Regions from separate parts of the Homo sapiens genome. Here all the other regions are linked to region 2. Evidence: read pairs that join two places in POLR2A ChIA-PET (ENCODE). Cell type or tissue: CD4-positive, alpha-beta T cell. All regions are shown on one strand. Each heading gives the region's core, and the rest is flanking DNA. Links, peaks and the distances in the headings are about the cores only. Region 1 overlaps SLFN5 (schlafen family member 5). Region 2 overlaps UNC45B (unc-45 myosin chaperone B). Region 3 overlaps SLFN12L (schlafen family member 12 like).

Region 1 (7,211 bases), core at 1,856-5,855, 95 kb after region 2:
GACTGTATAGCACTCTCTCTCTCTCTCTCTTTTAAATCTTTGGAGACAGGGTCTCCCTCTGTTGCCCAGGCTGGAGTGCAGTGGTATGATCTTGGCTCACTGCAGCCTCAATCCACTGGGCTCAGGAGATCCTCCTACCTCAGCTTCCCAAGTAGGTAGGACTACAGGTGCATGCCACCATGCTTGGTGTTTTGGTTTTTGAAGAGATAAGAACTCGTTATCCCATTATGTTGCCCAGGCTGGTCTTAAGCTCCTGGCCTCAAGCAATCCTCCCACCTTGGCCTCCCAAAATGGGGGAATTACAGGTGTGAGCCGCTGTGCCTGGCCTGAGTATAGCTAACAGTTTTTTTTTTTTTTTTTTTTTTTTTGAGATGGAGTCTCACTCTGTCACCCAGGCTGGAGTGCAGTGGCATGATCTCAGCTCACTGCAATCTCCAGCTCCTGGGCTCAAGTGATTCTTGTGCCTCAGCCTCCTGAGTAGCTGAGACTACAGCCGCATGCCACCTTGCCTGGCTAATTTTTGTATTTTTCGTAGAGATGGGATTTCACTGTGTTGGCCAGGCTGGTCTTGAACTCCTAACCTCAGGTGATCCGCCCACCTTGTCTTCCCAAAGTGCTGGGATTACAAGCATGAGCCACTGTGCCTGGCCAACACTTCTTATCCTATGCCTTCCTTCTCCACATCCTGCCAATACAACTATATCTTATATCATCATTTTTTATCAGAACAATATTCGGAGTTTATATTATCATGACTAGGACTTTATTTACAACGGTGCCAAATAATGCCTTATGGTTATCTTTTATTTACTATACTACTTTTTATTTTAACTTAGCATTATTGTCTTATATTTGTATTTGTCTGTCTTCCTAAGTGCCTATGACCAATTCATCCCCTACTCTCCACCCTCTCAGTTTACTAAGTGATCTGTCAATTGCATGGTCTTAGGCTCTGTCCACCGAAGCCTGCTGCTCTGTTGTGCAGTTTTGCCTGTGATCTGTAGGCCTGCTCTGCAGCTGTTATTCCCAGACCTCCCTTCACAAACATCCAGGGGATTTTTAAACTTCCTTTCCTTGTTGAATCTCTTGTTTCCTGCATCCACTTTTTTGAGGGAAGAAATGCAGGGGGCAGGGCAAAGACAGTGTCCAGAGAGCATGAAATCTGAAATCTCAGTTCACAGTGCCAACTCTTACGACACAGGGTTCTGTAATCATGCATGAGTCACTGTTTTTCTTCCTACTTCAGAGAACTTCAAATTTTGCCAGCAATGCCCAGCATCCATTACTGCAGGCATTCTATTTTGGTGTCATCAACTTCCCTGCTCAAGTTTTCAGTGCACTTGGCATTCCTTCTGCGTACATGTTGAGGTTTAAATTTCTGGATTTCGGCCGGGCGTGGTGGCTCACGCCTGTAATCCCAGCAATTTGGGAGGCTGAAGCGGGTGGATCACCTGAGGTCAGGAGTTCGAGACCAGCCTGGCTAACATGGCGAAACCCTGTCTCTACTAAAAATACAAAAATTAGCTGGGCATGGTGGCTTGTGCCTGTAGTCCCAGCTACTCAGAAGGCTGAGGAAGGAGAATCACTTGAACCCAGGAGGCAGAGGTTGCAGTGAGCTGAGATCACACCACTGCACTACAGCCTGGGCAATAGAGCGAGGCTCTGTCTCAAAAAAATCAAAATAAATAAATAAATAAATTTCTGGATTTTAAAAAACTCACTATTGTTTTTCAATAATCTATGAGGGGTGAAGGAGGTACAGACATCTTTCTTGGGATTCTTAAGTTAGAATCTCCTGTTATTCTTCTAATTAGAAAAAGGATTAATGATGTTAAAAAAGACAAATCTTATTGTTAATGGCTCTGCAAACCAACAACACAAAAATATTTAGAGAAAAGTGCTGAAGGAAATGCATTAGAATGCTAAATCTTTAAATGGTGAATCTATAAGTGTTCTTTTTCTTTAATTCTGCCTTTGGTTTTTCTTTCTTTGACACATTGAGCACATATTACTTTTACTGCTGGGAAAAATGTAAGTTGAAATAAAAACAACATAGAAAACACTGAATCTGCTTTTAGAAAATGACTACCATGATATGTGTGTGTATGCGTGCGCACATGTGCATACGCATGGGTGTTTTAGCGGAATCTAATCTAATCTGTGTGTCTCTCAGAGTTGGGAGGTAGAGCCTTAGGGCTTTAACTAGAGATGAAAAGACATACATGGAACAATGGATGGAGTCCTGCAGGGAACCATTGTCTGCCTGAGCAGAAAGCTTGTACTTGTATAACAGTGCCTGGGAAAAAAAATGAAAACTCATTTCATTTTGGGATAATTTTATTGTAAAGTATACCACACATACAACAGAGAATAAAACTTTATTACATAGTTAAAAAAATATTAAAATAAACACACATGTATTCACTCCAGATTAAGAAATACATTTCTAGAAGCTAAGAAGCTTCCTGTATATTTCTCCCCTATTTCTCTGTCTCCCTAATTCCACCCTCTTCCTCCCCAAACAGAGGTAGCCACTATTTTGAATGTTCTATTATTTCCTTACTTTTCTTTATGATATTACTACCTATATATGTCTCCCTAAATAACACATTATTTAGTTTTACCTGTTTTTGAACTTCATATAAATGGAATCATAATAGATGTATTCTGTGGTTTGTGTATTTTTTACAACATTATATTCTTAGAGTTCATTCAAAATAGTGCATGTAGGCTGGGCGCGGTGGCTTACGCCTGTAATGCCAGTATATTGGGAGGCCAAGGCGGGCAGATCACCGGAGGTCAGGAGTTCAAGACCAGCCTGGCAAACATGGTGAAACCCTGTCTCTACTAAAAATACAAAAATTAGCCGGGAATGGTGGCAGGCACCTGTAGTCCCAGATCCTCGGGAGGCTGAGGCAGGAGAATCGCTTGAACCTGGGAGGCAGAGTTTACACTGAGCCGAGATCACACCACTGCACTCCAGCCTGGGCAACAAGAAGTAGACTCCATCTCAAAAAACAAAACAAAATAGTGCATGTAATAGTGAAAGTGGATGTCATTTTCCATATTGAGAATGACTTTATTACTGTGTATTTCCAATTTTTTGCTATTTTGAACAGCAATCCTTTGAAAATTCTTGTTCATCTCTCCAGGATATCTGCTTTTTTTTTTCTGTTTTAATCTCACAAAACACTACCAGTTTGGTTCTTTTACACCTGTTTCAGAGTATATGCAAGTAGGTTAAAACAATTTTCCTAAAGACACAAAGCTGGCAAATACTGGGAGTTTGAACTCAGGGTTTCCTCATTCCACAGCCCAAGTGATTTACTATTACACGATGCCACCTTCCTTTTAGTGATTGCCTTGTGGCACAGCTGCATGAAATTGTGGATACTGAGGTCAATCAGGTCATAAAAAGCCTCTTTTGATCTGATTTCATGCTTATCAAGCAGCCTTCTGAAATCTGGCTTCACATACTCTACACCAGGGGTCCCCCTGGCCCTGGACCAGTACCTGACTGTGGCCTGTTAGGAACCAGGCTGAACAGCAGGAGGTGAGTGTAAGTGAGCATTACCGCCTGAGCTTTGCCTCCTGTCGTATCAGCGGTGGCATTAGATTCTCATAGGAACATGAACCCTATTGTGAACTGTGCATGTGAGGGATCTAGGCTGCGCACTCCTTATGAGAATCTAACTAATGCCTGGTGATCTGAGGTAGAACAGTGCCATCCTGAAACCATCTCCTCACCAACCCCCAACCCCCATCCGTGAAAAAATTGTCTTCCAAGAAACTGATCCTGGGGACCACTGCTCTAAATCTACAGGAAGGAATGAGATGCTTTGAAATAAACACCTGAGCTCCCCCATATTTACATTTCCCACTGAACAGTAATCAAGTATCACTGTGACTCAGCTATTTCTGTTTTGAGTTTGGGGTACGAAATCACCTTCCCTCAGAAGGGAACTTTGGGGTCCTAAAAAGATTAATTTTATGGTCCTGACATGTCGAAGACTAGGTCTTAGATACAATTAATTTCACCAAGGACCTGCCATTCCAGTGGCAATTCTTGGCAGCCGGACAGGTGGCTTTTCCTGGCAACACCCCAACAAAAACTTGAGCTCTTTTGCCAATGTTTACATTGTGTACTCATGATTTATTATCTACTGGATCTCAGATCCTTTGTTCCCGCTGGAGTAAAGCAATTTTTTTTTTTTTGCACTAGTGCTTGATGTCTTGTGGAGTTACTATGGAGCAAGCTGAATAACTGCAGCCTGGTGCTGAGATGTTGGGCTCAGTCTTGCCTATGCCCCTTGTCACTGAAAATGCCCCTGCTCACAGAAACACAGCTAGGATGTATATATATGATTTTTTTTTGACAAGATGGAAACCGTTTGGATTAGGGGAAGCTGACGTCGTTGCTATGTATCTGTTCCATAGCAACAATGACAGGTTGCCAACTCAATCAGATGTGTCCCCTCCCAATATTAGGCTACAAAATAATCTGAAAATTGCCCAAGTCTCAGGGAGAGGAGAAAGACAAAGAATCAAGAAAAACAATAAATATTAGCACACCCCAGAGATACTTCTGACCACGAAAGCTTTCTCATTGCTTTCCAGCTCCAGTCCACAAATATCAATGTAAAATTTTCTATTTTCTGCAGGTGACCTGCGAGACTCTGCCACTTTGAGAACTTGGCAGATAGTTACTAAATACACAGCATAAATATAACCTGTTGGTCATTTCTGTGGTGGTGGTGTGCTTCCAGCAGACTCAGCTCCTCAACTCACCTTACAAGCTTAATTCATGTATAAATCTGACCTCAAGCTATGTGGGAATTTCATTCATCCATTTTCACACTGCTGTTAAAGACATACCTGAGACTAATTTATAAAGAAAAAGAGGTTTAATGGACTCACAGTTCCACATGGCTGGGGAGTCCTGACAATCACGGTGGACGGTGAAAGGCACGTCTTACATGGAGGCAGGCAAGATAGAAATGAAAGCCAAGTGAAAGGGGAAACCCTTTATGAAACCATCAGACCTCGTGAGACTTATTCACTACCATGAGAACAAAATGGGGGAAACTGCCCCCCATGACTCAATTATCTCCCACCGGCTTCCTCCTACAACATGTGGGAATTATGGGAGCTACAATTCAAGATGAGATTTGGGTGGGGACACAGTCAAATCATATCAGGAATAAATGAAGGGACCAACCTCAGTAGGATGGCCTTAATCTGTTGGTTTTCCTGCCTCTCCTATTCTTGTCCTGTTCTAATGGTTCTATCTTTCTGTTTTTCAGGAGAACATTTCAGGATAGGAATAGGCCAAGTGCTGAGAAGATGAGTCTTAGGATTGATGTGGATACAAACTTTCCTGAGTGTGTTGTAGATGCAGGAAAAGTCACCCTTGGGACTCAGCAGAGGCAGGAGATGGACCCTCGCCTGCGGGAGAAACAGAATGAAATCATCCTGCGAGCAGTATGTGCTCTGCTGAATTCTGGTGGGGGCATAATCAAGGCTGAGATTGAGAACAAAGGCTACAATTATGAACGTCATGGAGTAGGATTGGATGTGCCTCCAATTTTCAGAAGCCATTTAGATAAGATGCAGAAGGAAAACCACTTTTTGATTTTTGTGAAATCATGGAACACAGAGGCTGGTGTGCCACTTGCTACCTTATGCTCCAATTTGTACCACAGAGAGAGAACATCCACCGATGTCATGGATTCTCAGGAAGCTCTGGCATTCCTCAAATGCAGGACTCAGACTCCAACGAATATTAATGTTTCCAATTCATTAGGTCCACAGGCAGCTCAGGGTAGTGTACAATATGAAGGTAACATAAATGTGTCAGCTGCTGCTTTATTTGATAGAAAGCGGCTTCAGTATCTGGAAAAACTCAACCTTCCTGAGTCCACACATGTTGAATTTGTAATGTTCTCGACAGACGTGTCACACTGTGTTAAAGACAGACTTCCGAAGTGTGTTTCTGCATTTGCAAATACTGAAGGAGGATATGTATTTTTTGGTGTGCATGATGAGACTTGTCAAGTGATTGGATGTGAAAAAGAGAAAATAGACCTTACGAGCTTGAGGGCTTCTATTGATGGCTGTATTAAGAAGCTACCTGTCCATCATTTCTGCACACAGAGGCCTGAGATAAAATATGTCCTTAACTTCCTTGAAGTGCATGATAAGGGGGCCCTCCGTGGATATGTCTGTGCAATCAAGGTGGAGAAATTCTGCTGTGCGGTGTTTGCCAAAGTGCCTAGTTCCTGGCAGGTGAAGGACAACCGTGTGAGACAATTGCCCACAAGAGAATGGACTGCTTGGATGATGGAAGCTGACCCAGGTTAGGGAGCAATATCCACAATGGTTGTAATGTTTGCTGGCAGCAAGGCAGGGCGGGTCAGAGAGGAAAGAGGGATATGGTATTCCTTGGAATCTGGGGAAAGAGATTTACTCTCTGATTTGCAATTGTCTGACTTATTAATCCCTGTAGATGTAGTTCGTGGATTATTGCCCTTCCTTTCTTCTGCCATCTTAAATAGTCTTCATTCAACAGATGCCCTGGCTAGTAGCCCCATTAAAGGCTGGTGCAGGGGGCTGTTTGACCTAGTTATTTCAATTTTCACATCCTTTCTTATGTTCATAGTCAAGCCTCTTATTTTTCAATTATGAGCTTGCATTTAATTATTTAGGAAATTTCTTTTTTTCACATGTACAGATGTGTCCACTTTAATTTACTGCCACTTTCCTCTGACTTTCCCTTCTTAAATATTCACCCTTTCTCACTGCCCACTTCCATTTTTTGAACCAAAATATGACCAAATCACGGCTTTCGCTCTGCTTTCCCATTTTTCCTTTGGGGAGCCGGTACGTGATAAGCCAGAGGATGGTTGGTGACATGCATCTATCCTGGAAAAGGAAAGCCTGAGATAAAATTAGACAGAGAAAACCAATAGTAACTTCTTCAAAGGTCCAGAAAAAACAAAGTCCACCTCAGAATCTGCTCAGGTGTCTATATCCATTGGCCTTTGCATCTTCTCATCATTTTTCTTTAAAAAGTAGCATTCTAAAAATATAAAAACAGTCTGGGCACGGTGGCTCATGCCTGTAACTCCAGCACTTTGGGAGGCCGAGGGGGGCAGATCACCTGAGGTCAGGAGTTTGAGACCAGCCTGGCCAACATGGTGAAACTCCGTCTC
Region 2 (7,211 bases), core at 1,378-5,377:
ATTTATAATGAGTGTCGTGTTTCCCAGGGAGACACCAATTCACAATCTTCCATGACTTCCTTGGGTTGAACATCTCTGCTACAAAATTCTTCCACATATTGATTTCCACTCTATCCCCTTGTAGCTTCCATCTGCCTCTGGTCCAAAGTCTGCCCTCTGGAGCCTCACAGAAGGAGTCTGTTATCTCACTCTCATGACATGCCTCTGTCTGAAGACGAACTGTCACATCTGCTTACATCTTTCCTTCTTTAGGCGATGGAGCTGTATTCCTTCATCAGTTATTTATCTGACATGGTTTGGAGAGCTTTACTTTTTGGTTTGCCTGCCTTTGGGCTCCATCCTAGAATGAGAACAAAAATCTCTAAGTATCTTGGAGGGCAAAATCAGAAAAAAAGGCATTTGCCTTTTAAGATCTACCAGTGGGCAGGAAGTCCCGGCGTCACAGGCAAAAGCTTGAATTCAGGCTCCCAGCATGCCTGAATCTGTGGGGAGTGAAATGTCCCTAAAAAGTACAAATTCCCCTTCTGGAAAGCATTTTATTAAATCAGTTTATTAGAAACCACATAAAGCATCCCTGGATCTCTGCCAGTCACTGGTAGGAGTGAAGAACTTTCTAAGAATCTGAACTGCTCAAGGATGGAATGAGCTGTTGTAGAAGTCAGGGTTCAGGGTGGCTGGAGGACCACTTGGGGGTGTTGTCTAGGGATTTCTCTCCCTTTTTCCAGGTGAGATGGGCAACACTATACTCCCCTGGGAATTCACATATTCAGGAAGTAGTGGATTCAGTACTTCCAGAGTCTAGAAGCTGCTGCTCTTCTTGGTCATATATATGTGAGATTTCCTACCCCTCTCTACTTACCCCGTCCTCTTTTTCTTCAGACACCAAGAAGGACCTGAAGCAGATCACCAGCCACCTGCTGGACATGCTAGTCAGCAAGAAGGTGTCTGGCCAGGGCAGGGATCAGGCGCTGAACCTGCTCAATAAGAATGTTCCCAGGAAGGACCTTGCCATTCATGACAACTCACGTACCATCTATGTGGTGGATAATGGTGAGAAGAGGGGAAGGTTTGGGGCTTGCTCAAGCCTTTTAAGTGGGCACCAGGGCACTGAACAGAAAATGGAAGATGTGAGGCTCTTGAAGGGGTCTTCAGTTCTAACTGAAAAGATGAGAAAAGGCATTGGCCCATCAGGATCCACCAGTGGGCCTGTGAAGGTGCAGGTCAAGGCTCTGAATTCAGAGCCTGAACATGCCCAGGAAGTGCCCAAACACATCCCCAAAACATGTGGGTGAAGCAACCTAGCAAATGGGGACAAGGACTCCACCAACCACAGGATAAAATTCCAGAAGTCTCATGGTTGGTAAAATACTTCACAGGCCTTTCAAAAGGGAGGAAATTGCATCAAGTATAGTTTATATAAAGCACAGTGAGAATGTTTGTAAACCCAAAAGTATCTGAGACAGGTCTCAATCAATTTAGAAGTTTATTTTGCCAAGATTACGGACATGCCCCGCAGAGAGGAAACACAGAATCACAGAAACAGTCTGTGGTCTGAGCCTTTCTCCAAAGATGATTTTAAGGGCTTCAATATTTCAAGGGGAAAGACAGCCTGGAGGGGAAAGAGGGAGGGTGTGGTCACATTACATGAATGCACATGTTGGAAGAGAAAGGAGGAGGTAGGGGAATAGTCAAATAGTCAATTACATATTTGTCTCCTGCTCAGTAAATGATCACTTTACATAAGATAAGGTGAACATAGAATGGACATATTTAAGCCCTAGAGTAATTTATTAAACCTTTGGAGATATTTAACCTTTTATCTGTAGCTATCTGCTTAGGAATAAAAGGAAAGGCAGTTTCTTGCCATGATTCAGCTTTCAGCTTAATTTTTTTCCTTTGGTTTAGGGAGTTGGGGGTCCCAAGATTTCATTTTTGTGTATCTATCTATTTATTTCTTTTTAGAGACAGAGTCTCACTCTGCTGCTCATGCCAGAGTGCAGTGGCGTGATCATAGTCACTGCAACCTCAAACTCCTGGGCTACAGTGATCTTCCTACCCCTCAGCCTCCCGAGTAGCTGGGACCACAGGCACGAACCATCATGCCGGGCTAATGTTTTTCTTTTGTAGAGATGTGGTTTCACTATGTTGCCCAGGCTGGTCTCAAACTCCTGGATTCAAGTGATCCTCCCACCTCGGCCTCCCAAAGTGCTGGAATTACAGGCGCGAGCCATGGCACCGGGCCAAGATTTTATTTTCCTTTCATGTGTTCTAGCAGACAGTCACTCAATTTGTCAGCTCCGAGGTGTTACCCCTCTCCTCAATCAACTTCTTTGATTGTTAAGGAATCATACCTGTGGTTTCATGATCTGCTATGGTAAATTCTTCCGTAGGTTTTATGACACACAGACTATACCTTGTTCTAAAAGATTCAGATCAGCTCTTCCCAGCTTAAAGAATGTCTTTTGATATTGCACTTCCCTTGTTTGGTTTTTATAGACCTCAGCAAAGTGCATGTGCAAGTGCTTAGACTTTAACACATTACCCTACTGCTAAATGCCCAAACCCCACTTCCTCCCTGCCTCATTCTGGTCTTCTCCACATATGTCATGAAACGTGAGCGTTAACAACAGATCTTCTCTCTCAGCACCAGGATCTAGGCTCATCCACGTGTTATGGGATGGGACAGGTAGAGAGCAGTATTTTTTATTCTGTTCTTTTTGTAAAGGGCACCAACATGGACAGCACTTGGGTAAAAATAATGTGGATTTAAAAATTCAGATATTCGAATACAAAGCTGCAATGTTGAGGTGTTATGTGTTGTGCAAACTGGGCTGGGAGGCACGGTAAGGGAGCTGTCAGGATGTCAAACCCGAAGTGAGCTTTTGGGTGAGAGAAGGGGCAAAGATAGACAGGAGGAAGGTCTAGAGTGTTTGAACAGAAGAGAAATGAGATGCTCAAGGCATGGGCAAGAATGGAAGGGGAGACCGGGAGATGAGATTGGAGAGGGGCATTTGAGGGATGCTTTTAGGACCCAGGCTGGGGAGTCTGTGTTGGCTCATCAGGCACTTCCTGTTACTCCCCAGCCCTACTGAGCACTTTTTAAATGCATGCTTGTTGCATAATAAGAAATACACATATTTGGTCTCTGCTGCTGTTTCCTGGCACACAGCTAACCTCTGAAGTGATAAGTATCTTTTTGTATGCTCATGTAATAACTGGTGGCTGGGATCCCCTAGATAACCTCAGAATGTCAGAATGGGGGCTGGTTGCCAGGGGAAACAACCATGCAATTACAGGATTGGAACTTTCGGCCCCCCACCCCTTACCTCCAGGAAGGGGAGAGGGGCTGGAGGTGGGATTCATCACTAATAACTAATGATTTAATCAACCGTGCCTACATAATGAAGCCTCTATTTAAAAAAAATCCCTAGCCAAAGGGGCTTAAAGTGCTCCCAATTTGGTGAACACATGGAGGTGCTGGAGGGATGGCTACCTGGAGAGGGCATGGAAGTGCCACGCCCCTTGCCAATACCTTGCCCTCTGCATCTCTTCCATCTGGCTGTTCCTGAGTTTCTGTTTTTGTTGTTGTTGTTGTTTAAATAATAAATTGGTAATCTAGTAACTAAACTGGTTTTCTGAGTTCTGTGAGCCATTCTAGCAAATTATCAAACCTGAGGGAGAGGGTCATGGGAATCTCTGATTTATAGTTGGCCAGTCAGAAGCACAGGTGGCAACTTGGACTTGAGGCTGGCATCCGAAGGAGGGTAGTCTTGTGGGATTGAGCCCTTAACCTGTGGAGTCTGTGCTAACCCCAAGTGGTTAGTGTCAGCGTTGAATTGTAGGACACCCATCCAGTGTCAGAAGTAAGCTCTGAGAGTAGGAGTAGTTTAGGGAGGAAACAGAAGTTTTCCTTTAAGTGGTAAAATGTACATAGCACAAAATTTACTGCCAGGCGCTTTCTTTTTCTTTTTCTTTCATATGGGAAGATGGGTCTGTTGCCCGGGCTGGTCTCAAACTCCTGGGCTCAAGTGGTCCTCCCACCTCGGCCTAACCAAAGTGCTGGAATTACAGGCATGAGCCACCAAGCCACTTCCAGGCACTTTTTTTTTTTGAGACAGAGTTTTGCCCTTGTAGCCCTGGCTGGAGTGCAATGGCGTGATCTTGGCTCACTGAAACCTGTACCTCCTGAGTTCTCCTGCCTCAGTCTCCCAAGCAGCTGGGATTACAGGTGCCCGCCACCATGCCCAGCTAATTTTTTTGTATTTTTAGTAGAGGCGGGGTTTTGCCATGTTGGCCAGGCTGGTTCCAGGCACTTTTAATTCCCTCCTAACATCTAGAGTTTCATGCCTCCCAGCTTTTACCTGGAATGTTCTTTCTCCCACTTCCCTGTACTACACAAGGTCTGACCAGCTCCAAGCCACCTCTAAAACCTGGCTCCGAAATCCATCTCTCTGTTGCCCCAGAGGCAACATAGTATAACAGCTAACATCACAGGCTTTGAAATCAGACGGGATTGGGAGCGTGTCCTTGCTATGTCACTGGGCAACTTACTTGACTTGTCCTGGGCAACTTACTTGACTTCTCTAAGTCTTGTTTTTCTCCTCTGAAAGATGGAAATAATGATTCCTAACCAGCAGGGTTATTGTTAGGATTAGATGAAGTGAATGTGTATAAAGCTCTTGGCACGTAGTAAGTGCTCAGAATAAATTGCAGATCTTATTTTGTTGAAGTGAATCACCTCATCTTCAGTGTTACCCTTCTATACTTATCACATCTCATTGCAATCTTCATATGTCAGTTTTCCCTATTGTATTGTGAGCTTTTGGAGGTCAGGGTTGTATCTGTTATTTTGGTAGCCAGTACCCCAAAGGTGCTCATTTATTTAACAAAGACATGACTGTTGAATTTGCCCAACGGTAATAGGAAGCCATTGAAGATTTTTCAACAGAAGAGATGAGAAGACATCATCATCATCATCATAAATGTAAATATGGCATTTACTAAATAAATACTTAATAAATACACACTCAATAATAAACATTTATTGAGTCATAGTAGTGTGTCTGGATTGATAGTAGAGTTTCCATACATTATCTCATTGAGCCCTCAAACTTTATGAGGTAGGTAGTATTATTCCCATTTTACAAATGAAGAAGCTGAGGCTTGAGGAAGGGAATATGAAATAGTATTTGGAGAAGACTATACATCAGCCCATGGAATGTCAGCACTGGTAGAGTCCTCTGAGATCGACTAGTCCTGATTTTGTACACATGAAAATAGAGGCCCCTAGAGGGAGGTGAATTGGTCAAGCTGGGGGCAGTGTCAGGTGTATAACCTGGGTCCTTTGACCCCATTCTAGGCCCTTTCATTCTGGATGAACCACATGTTTTCTACAGACAGGGCTGGAGAGAAGCTGATGATAACAAGTCACTGAGTGAGGGGTGTGTGTGAGGATGGAGCCCAGCAGGAATCTTAGGCTTGCCACTGTCTACCCTGCAGGTCTGAGGAAGATCCTGAAGGTTGTGGGGCAGGTTCCAGATCTGCCATCCTGCCTGCCCCTGACTGACAACACCCGCATGCTGGCCTCTATCCTCATCAACAAGCTCTATGATGACCTGCGCTGTGACCCGGAGCGCGATCACTTCCGCAAGATCTGTGAGGAATATATCACGTAAGTTTCCTGGAGGCCTCACAGGGTCAGGCTCTGTCTTGGTTATCTATGGCTGTGTAACAAATTATCTCAAAATTTAGCAGCTCAAACAATAGTGTTTTATTATCTCACACCAGAACAGAAATTTGGGAGTGGTTTGGCTGGGTGGCTCTGGCTTATGGTCTTTCATGAAGTTACAGTCATATGCTGGCTGGGGCTGCAGCCATCTGGAGGCTTGACTGGGGCTGGAAAATGCTTCCAAGATGGTGGACTCACACAGCTGGCACACTGGTGCTGGCTGTTGGTGGGAGGCCTTGGTTCCTCTCCCTGCAGACCTCTCTGCAGCCTGCTGAAGCGTCTTCACTGCATGCCGCTGGCATGCCACAGTAAGAGAGCCAAGACAGAGCAAGGCAGCAGGGAGATGTCTTCTCTATCTAGCCTCAGAAGACACATGTCATCACTTCCGCCACATTCTATTCGTTAGAAGCAAGTCAGTAAGTTTGACCTATGTTTAAGGGGAAGAAATTAGGTTTCAGCTTTTGAAGGCAGGGGTGTCAACATATTTTTGGACATATTTTATTTTATTTATTTTTTGAGACAGAGTCTCACTCTGTTCCCCACGCTGGAGTGCAGTGACACAATCATAGCTCACTGCAGCCTCGAACTTTTGGGCTCATGTAATCCTCCTACCTCAGCCTCCCAGGGTAGCTGGGACTACAGGCACTTGCCACCATGCTGGGCTAATTTTTTTTTTTTTCTGTCACCCGGGCTGGAGTGCAGTGGCATGATCATGACTCACTGCAGCCTCAGCCTGCTGGGCTCAAGCGATCCTCCTGCCTCTGCCTCAGCCTCCCAAGTAGCTGAGACTATAAGTGTGCACTACCACGCCTGGCTAATTTTTGTATTTTTTGTTTTGCTATGTTTCCCAGGCTGGTATTGAACTCCCAAGCTCAAGCAATCTTCCTGCCTCTGCCTCCCAAAGTGCCGGGATTACAGGCATCAACTACCTTGCCCAGCCATGGACATATTTTATACCTACCACTGGCTTCTGTGGTTGAAAGGAACACATGTCAGCTTGTCAAGGAGGGAGGCCCGGTTCTTTCAAGACTAAGACTCATGTGGCTTTGCAGAGCTAGACAGGGGTTAGGACCCTCAGCAGCTGCAGTTCCTGAGTCTCCTCACTGGTGCTCCAGCATCAGTGTGACTCCAGTGCATGACCTTTTAATTCTTTATTGCAGTGATTCCCAGACTTGTAAATTATTCAGATTTCTGAGACATCCCCTCTTGACTCGGTAGTTTGGGGTGTGGCTCAGGAAGCTGCATGCTTAAAAGCACTCCAGGTGAGTCTTAGGTGGGTGAAGACGTTGCCTTTACTCTGCTTTTCCTTTCTATATTCCAGGGGTCAACAAACTTTTTCTATGAAGGGCCAGAGAGTAAATATTTTAGTATTTGTGGGACAGATAAGTCTCTGTCAACATATTTTTAAAAATCCTTTAAAATGCAAAAAGCTGGCTGGGCACAGTGGCTCACGCCTGTAATCCCAGCACTTTGGGATGCCGAG
Region 3 (7,211 bases), core at 1,281-5,280, 310 kb after region 2:
GAGTTTTGCATTTAAGTCTTTAATCTATCTTGAGTTAATTTTTGTATAAAGTGTAAGGAAGGGATCCAGTTTCAGTTTTCAGTTTGAGTCTTTAGTCCATCTTGGGTTAATTTTTGTATAAGGTGTAAGGAAGGGATCCAGTTTCAGTTTTCTGCATATGGCTAGCCAGTTCTCCCAGCACCATTTATTGAATAGAAGATCCTTTCCCCATTGCTTGTTTTTGTCAAGTTTGTAGAAGATCAGATGGTTATAGATGTGTGGTGTTATTTCTGAGGTCTCTGTTCTGTTCCATTGGTCTATATGTCTCTTTTTATGCCAGTACCATGCTGTTTTGGTTACTGTAGCCATGTAGTGTAGTTTGAAGTCAGGTAGCATAATGCCTCCAGCTTTGTTCTTTTTGTTTAGGATTATCTTAGCTATACAAGGTCTTCTTTGATTCCATATGAAATTTAATTTCATTTAATTCTGATTTGATTCCATATGAAATTCTGTGAAGAATGTCAATGGTAGTTTGATGGGAATAACATTGAATCTATAAATTACTTTGGGCAATATGGCCATTTTCATGATATTGATTCTTCCTGTTTATGAGGATGGAATGTTTTTCCATTTGTTTGTGTCTTCTCTTGTTTCCTTGAGCAGTGGTTTGTAGTTCTCCTTGAAGAGGTCCTTCACATCCCTTGTTAGCTGTATTTCTAGGTATTTTATTCTCTTTTTAGCGATTGTGAATGTGAGTTCACTCATGATTTGGCTCTCTGCTTGTCTATTGTTGGTGTAATGGAATGCTTGTGACTTTTGCACATTGATTTTGTATCCTGAGACTTTGCTGAAGTTGCTTATCAGCTTAAGGAATTTGGAGGCTGAGATGATGGGATTTTCTAGATATAAAATCATCTCATCTACAAATAAAGACAATTTGACTTCCTCTCTTCCTATTCGAATACCTTTATTTCTTTCTCTTGCCTGATTGCCCTGGCCGGAACTTCCAATACTATGTTGAATAGGAGTGGTGAGAGAGGGCATTCTTGTCTTGTGCCAATTTTCAAAGGGAATGCTTCCAGGTTTTGCCCATTCAGTATGATATTGGCTGTGGGTTTGTCATGAATAGCTCTTATTGTTTTGAGATATGTTTCATCAATACCCAGTTTATTGAGAGTTTTTAACATAAAGGGATGTTGAATTTTGTCAGAGTCTTTTTCTGCATCTATTGAGATAATCATATGGTTTTTGTCATTGTTTCTGTTTATGTGATGAATTACATTTATTGATTTGTGTTTGTTGAATCAGCCTTGCATCCCAGGGATGAGGCCCACTTGATCGTGGTGGATAAGCTTTTCTGACATGCCACTGGATTCGGTTTGCCAGTATTTTATTGATGATTTTTGCAATGATGTTCATCAGGGATATTGGCCTGAAGTTTTCCTTTTTTTATTGTGTCCCTACCAGGTTTTGGTATCAGGATGATACTGGCTTCATAAAATGAGTTAGGCAGGATTCTTTCCTCTTTTATTGTTTGGAATAGTTTCAGTAGAAATGGTACCAGCTCCTCTTTGTACCTCTGGTAGAATTCAGCTGTGAATCTGTCTGGTCCTGGGCTTTTTTTGGTTAGTAATTACTGCCTCAATTTCAGAACTTGTTATTGACCTGTTCAGGGATTTGACTTCTCCCTGGCTCAGTCTTGGGAGGTTGCATGTGTTCAGGAATTTATCCATTTCTTCTAGATTTTCTAGTTTATTTGCATAGAGATGACAGAGTCTTGCTCTCTTGCCCAAGCTGGAGTGCAGTGGTGTGGTCTTGGCTCACTGTAACCTCCACTTCCTGCGTTCAAGCAATTCTCATGCCTCAGCCTCCCGAGTAGCTGGGACTACATGTGTGTGCCACCACACTTGGCTAATTTTTATATTTTTAGTAGAGACTGGGTTTCACCATGTTGCCCAGGCTGGTCTTCAACTCCTGACCTCAAGTGATCCATCCAACTCGGCAAGTTCTCCATTTTGATTCATCTCTTCATTGGCTGCATTTCATTGCAATATAGTTTTCAAGAAGATATTAGAGAACTATGTTTTCCATGTCCATTGGATAAGAATGTCTGATATTTCCTTTATAGTCAAATGACATCTTGGTATGGCAAAACATGTGTAGGTAATTAATTTTTCTAATTTCCCTTAAGGAATATCTATAAAGAACTTAGGAAGAAGCGAACATAGGCTAATCCCAGTTTTCCAACATCACGTCAAGTTGCCTAACTTGCAATGTTTTCAAAGACGTATTTTTAGAGAATTAGAGAATGTTACCAAATATATAATGAAAAATATCTCTGTAGCCCAGTCCATCTTCCATGATTCAAGTGAGCCTTGGACAAGATTTAAACATCCTTATCTATACTGATTATCTGGGAGATGCTGGAAATGTCAAAGGCTAATTGGTCTATAAAAGAATTGATTCTCCAGCCGGGCGCGGTGGCTCACATCTGTACTCCTAGCACTTTGGGAGACCGGGGGGGGGGGTTGAATCACGAGGTCAGGAGTTCAAGACCAGCCTGGCCAAGACGGTGAAACCCCATCTCTGCTAAAAATACAAAAAAAAAAAAATTAGCCAGGTGTGGTGGCAGGCACATGTAATCCCAGCTACTCGGGAGGCTGAGGCAGGGAATTGCTTGAACCCAGGAGGCAGAGGTTGCAGTGAGTCGAGATCGTGTCACTACACTCCAGTCTGGGTGACAGAGTGAGACTCATCTCAAGAAAAAACAAACAAACCAACAAACAAACAAACAAAAACGAAACAAACAAACAAACAAAAAGATTTGATTCTCCTTAGGTAAGATATTTGAAAGGGCCTTTTCCAAGTCTTTCATTGTTTGAGCTGTTGTCCAATAGTAGGATTCAGGGTAAATTACTTGCGAGTTTAAATCATACTGGCAGCTTGTCTTGCCTTCAGGGCTCAAGTAGAAGATCTTTGTCATGACACACACTTTTTTAGTGTAACCACCAATTTTTGCCAGCTTCTGTTTTAAAGTTTGGGCAGTTTGTGTAGAATAGTCTTTAAACTCCTCATCCTGTACCATGTGGAAGGTGTATAGGACTGGAGGCTTGTCCTGGGAAATCAGAAGAGCATCACAGAGGACTTTGTGGTTCTCTTGCAAGCCCAGATCCAAAGACCAGCTCCTAGAGAAGATCAGTGAGCCCTTATTGACAGAGCCCATTTCTTCACATATTAATTGCTTAAGTCCTTCATGTTGTGAGAACAGATTTCTGCAGAAGGTTTTTGGAGCACAAGTTATCTTTTCTGATAGCCCTAGATGGGGAAATAATGATAAATTATAAAAGACTGAGAACTTCCAACTTAAGCCATGGATACAAAGCAGCTTGTATTAGATTAATTCTCCCACCAAAAGCAACTATAAAAGCTATGTAAAAGTGTATCAGGGCCAGGCATGGTGGCTCACACCTGTAATAACAACACTTTGGGAGGCAGAGGCAGGAGGATCACTTGTGCCCAGGTGTTCAAGACCAGTCTAGGCAACACTGTAAGACCTCTTCTCTACAAAAAGGTTACAAAGTTAGCCAAGCATGGTAGTGCATGCTGGTAGTCCCAGCTACTTGGGAGGCTGAGGTGGGAGGATCACTTGAGCCCAGGAAGTTGAGGCTGCAGTGAGCTGAGATCATGCCACTGCACTCCAGCCTGGGCAACAGCATGAGATTCTGTCTCAAAAAAATTCTACATATATATATATTTTTTTAAATTTATATATATGTATATATATATATCATAAAACTATAATTTAAAGGACTGGAGAGCAACCAATACAAGCAGGACTTAAAGGGCTACAATCTTTAATACAGAAGAATCACAGGAAGTAGCTTCACATTCACCTCTGCTTTTTCCCTAAGGAGATTTTCCATATCACAGCATGGGTAAATAGAGCCCATGCAGAAATCAGCAGTTTTACTGGGCTAAAGAAAACAGAGGTCAGACTTCAGGGCTGCCAGAGGAGCTGGGATTTCAGAAACAAAATCCCAGAGAAGATGAAACTGAAGAGAAGAAGCCAAAATCTACCCACAAATTTCCCTCAACTCACTGGCTAATACAGGTGAGATGCTAGAAACACAGAAGAAAATATCAACTAGGGCTGGGTGTGGTGGCTTATGCCTGTAATCCCAGCAGTTTAGGAGGCCGAGGCAGGTGGATTGCTTGAGCCCAGGAGTTTGAGACCAGCCTGGGCAATATGGTGAAACCCTGTCACAAAAAGAAAGAAAAGAAAGCAAGGAAGGAAGGAAGGAAGGAAGGAAGGAAGGAAGGAAGGAAGGAAGGAAGGAAGGAAGGAAGGAAAGAAGGAAGGAAGGAGAAAATATCAACTGATCAACTGGGAGATTAAAGAGCTGAACATCACTTTCATCAGCCTCACGGTGCTCAGGAAACACAAATTGTAATTCAACTCCCAGCCAAGTAGAAGGGTCTTGGTAAATACCCCAGACTTTAAGACCCCAGAAGAGCCATGACCTAGTAATTAGTGCAAAATTAAAAGCTACTATACCTAGAAAAGCATAAAACAAAACTTCAAAAGAGTAAAAGTTATCACTGGTGTTCTGTCTGCCAAAAAAAAAAAAAATGTGTAACCCTATCTGAAGAAATGTAACATCTACTAAAGTCTCTACAATTTGTAATCCATAATACTATACAAAATTAAGAGACAGGATAAAAATCAGAACAAATTACTAGAAAATAAGAGAAAAACTGGATTATAGAAAAAGACTGGCAAGTGCTTCAGACATTGGAGTCATCAAAGAGGGACTTTAAAATAACTGTTACATCTTTTTTAAAACCCCCCAAAAATAAAATAGGTGAAAAGATGAAGATGTCCTGATCCTCTTACAGGCTCAGAAAATTGAAATCAATGGATAAAAATCATCAGGGGTTTGGTGGTCTTAAGCCCCAGTTTGTTCAAGGGTCAGTTGTATGCAGTAATATCCCAGAGGTGGCGATCAGCAGGTGAAACTGAGTTTTCAGTAACTGGATCTAGGAAAAGTGGTTATCCACATGGGATAAAATGAAATAGCCCCCTACATCACCGTTTATGGATGTGGATTACATATTTAAATGTTAAATGTTAAGTGCAAAACTTTAAAATTTTTAAAAGAAAATAAACAGAAATATCTTTATAACCCCGGGGTAGGGAAGGATCTCTTACACAAGGCACAAAGAGCACTAAACCACAAAATTTTTAAATGGCAAGTTTGACTATATCCAATTTAAAACTGCTAGGGAGAATATGCCTTGGGAAAAGAGAAAATGCAAGTCATGAACTTGGAGAAGACGTCTGAAATCTGTACTATCTGTGACTAAACGAGGATTTTATGTTAGAATCTGTGAATTGCTCCTAGAAATCAGTAAGAAAAAGATAAAGCCTATTACAAAAATGAGCAAAAGACAGAATCGCCACTTCATAGAAGATAAAATATCTTCTATGGGAGATATTTTCTTCCATGTATATACCCAAATAAATACCGATTTGACTGAGGAAGAAAAGAAGTTCAAGAGAAAAGAAGTTCAAGTAGAAAGATGAAGAGAGAAGTCTGGCATTGGAAAAGATGTGGCATTTCCAATATATTGCTGGTGGAAGTAAAGTGAGCTATCTACTTTGGAAATAATTTGACATTATCTTATTACTTAAATATTCACACACTGCCTGAACGAACAATTCTACCCCTACTTAGGCACCTAAAGAAATAGAATTTGACAAATTCAATGACTAAAAACACCAAAGAATTTCCATAAACAAAAGAATGTGCTTCCATAACAAATATCAAGACAGAGCTGGTTTGAAGAGAAGGAGGTTTGAACACAGTTACACCAACAACTCCACGGAAGCCAGAATTAAATTACCTGGAAGGTGATATCTCAGTGGCTGAATTTTGAAGTTAATATATTCACGAAGAGGATAACTCTGGGAGACAGGTGATGATGTACTTGCTGGAGAGGGCAGTTCCTCACATACTATGGAATAATGTTAGAAAACAAAAATCACGCTCTTAATTTGGCATGGGAGAGACTCAAGCTAACTAATGCACAGTATACCAAACGTCTACTTAGAACTGATCCTGCATTCCCAATACAGAACATTAGATATTGTGGTTACATATTGTGGTTAGATTCCTAGGTCAGATACAAATTGTAAAATTAACTCTTGATGCTGCTGAAACACTCTATACTTGGAAGGAAAATTAACAGTAAAAATGCATTGATAGCAATTTAATACATTGCCATATAACTGAGTTTATTTTAAAACAAGTTAAAATTAGAAGAATGTGATGGCTAGTGAAGGAAAACTGGGTTTTATGCAGATTCTGAGGAACAAGTTTGCATTTTCAGAGATTTTGTAAGTTGCTAGTTCTGGTCTAATCTCACTGGAGGCTTTCCTTTTCCAAAACCAGATAAAATATCAGCATTATTCTTCTCTTATTGGTACAATTTAGGTTACTCTTTGGCTCATAAATGTGAGAGGAAGAGGGGAAGTCTTTACAGGAAATAAATGGAAAGTGGGTAAAGAAAGATGAAAGAGCAAGCAAGTAAAAGAGTAAGTGTTCCCAAAAGAAAGCAATGGTTAGTTACAGAAAATGAGCCCTGAAAGAAAAACGAAAAGAATTGAACAGGCTTTCCTTGAAAGTGAGTAAAGAAATGGTAGAGAAGAAACATCTAGAATCTTTGCATCAGATAAGGCTACTAAGAGTAGATATTTAGTTATTGTATGGAATATCTATCTTCTAAGTGTGCAGAAGAAAACAAGAGGCAGGGAAGTATTGGTTGTATCCACCAGAGATGTTGAAATTTGAAGACTTTTAATCTTGTCCCTAATCCCAAAGATACAATAAAACCTTCCTGCCACCCAAGCCAAAGGTATCCTTATTGCCAATCCTCCTTCCTCAACCTGGTTCTGAATCCACCATGAACTGGATCCATTCCTTCTCGGTCAACTGCTTAACTCTGTTATCTTTCACGTGCCAGGAATCAGGCTTTTTAGCAAACACTGCACAGCAGAAGCGTTCCACTCTGAGTGCATACACATATCCACAAAGCCTTCCTTTATCATATACTCCAAGGAATTTGCATAAGTAATTTATCGTCCCCTTCTCCACACAGAAGTGATGCACAGGCAGTTTCCCAATGGAATTTTTTGTTACTTCTTCTAACTTAGTAAGATAACTCTTCTCTGC

What was found. Peaks named below come from ENCODE experiments on the same cell type or tissue, not always from the same donor. Only the 100,000 strongest peaks of a DNase experiment are listed, where the experiment ranks them.
Region 1: POLR2A ChIA-PET joins it to region 2 with 6 read pairs; 6 of 35 experiments call an interaction of 5 or more read pairs at or near these places.
Region 3: POLR2A ChIA-PET joins it to region 2 with 6 read pairs; 2 of 35 experiments call an interaction of 5 or more read pairs at or near these places.

What each region holds. Positions count from the first base shown.
Region 1 is chr17:35,253,348-35,260,558 of GRCh38, forward strand. SLFN5 (schlafen family member 5) reads left to right here. Exons shown (of 5, transcript NM_144975.4): 2 at 5,304-6,355. The coding sequence starts at 5,344. Among named protein-coding and RNA genes, the nearest start is that of SLFN5, 14 kb to the left of the region's middle. RefSeq lists an enhancer at 3,366-4,565. In CD4-positive, alpha-beta T cell, for the core only: no CTCF peak of the experiment used is centred there; a DNase peak (open chromatin) is centred at 3,524; H3K27ac peaks cover 315 bases.
Region 2 is chr17:35,158,496-35,165,706 of GRCh38, forward strand. UNC45B (unc-45 myosin chaperone B) reads left to right here. Exons shown (of 20, transcript NM_001267052.2): 8 at 880-1,050; 9 at 5,500-5,671. Among named protein-coding and RNA genes, the nearest start is that of UNC45B, 14 kb to the left of the region's middle. RefSeq lists a silencer at 2,107-2,277. In CD4-positive, alpha-beta T cell, for the core only: no CTCF peak of the experiment used is centred there; DNase peaks (open chromatin) are centred at 2,526 and 3,136; H3K4me3 peaks cover 1,645 bases; H3K27ac peaks cover 3,077 bases.
Region 3 is chr17:35,472,192-35,479,402 of GRCh38, forward strand. It overlaps SLFN12L (schlafen family member 12 like), which reads right to left. Exons shown (of 5, transcript NM_001363830.2): 3 at 6,926-7,211; 4 at 5,884-5,994; 5 at 1-3,294. The coding sequence ends at 2,732. Among named protein-coding and RNA genes, the nearest start is that of SLFN13, 27 kb to the left of the region's middle. In CD4-positive, alpha-beta T cell, for the core only: no CTCF peak of the experiment used is centred there; no DNase peak of the experiment used is centred there.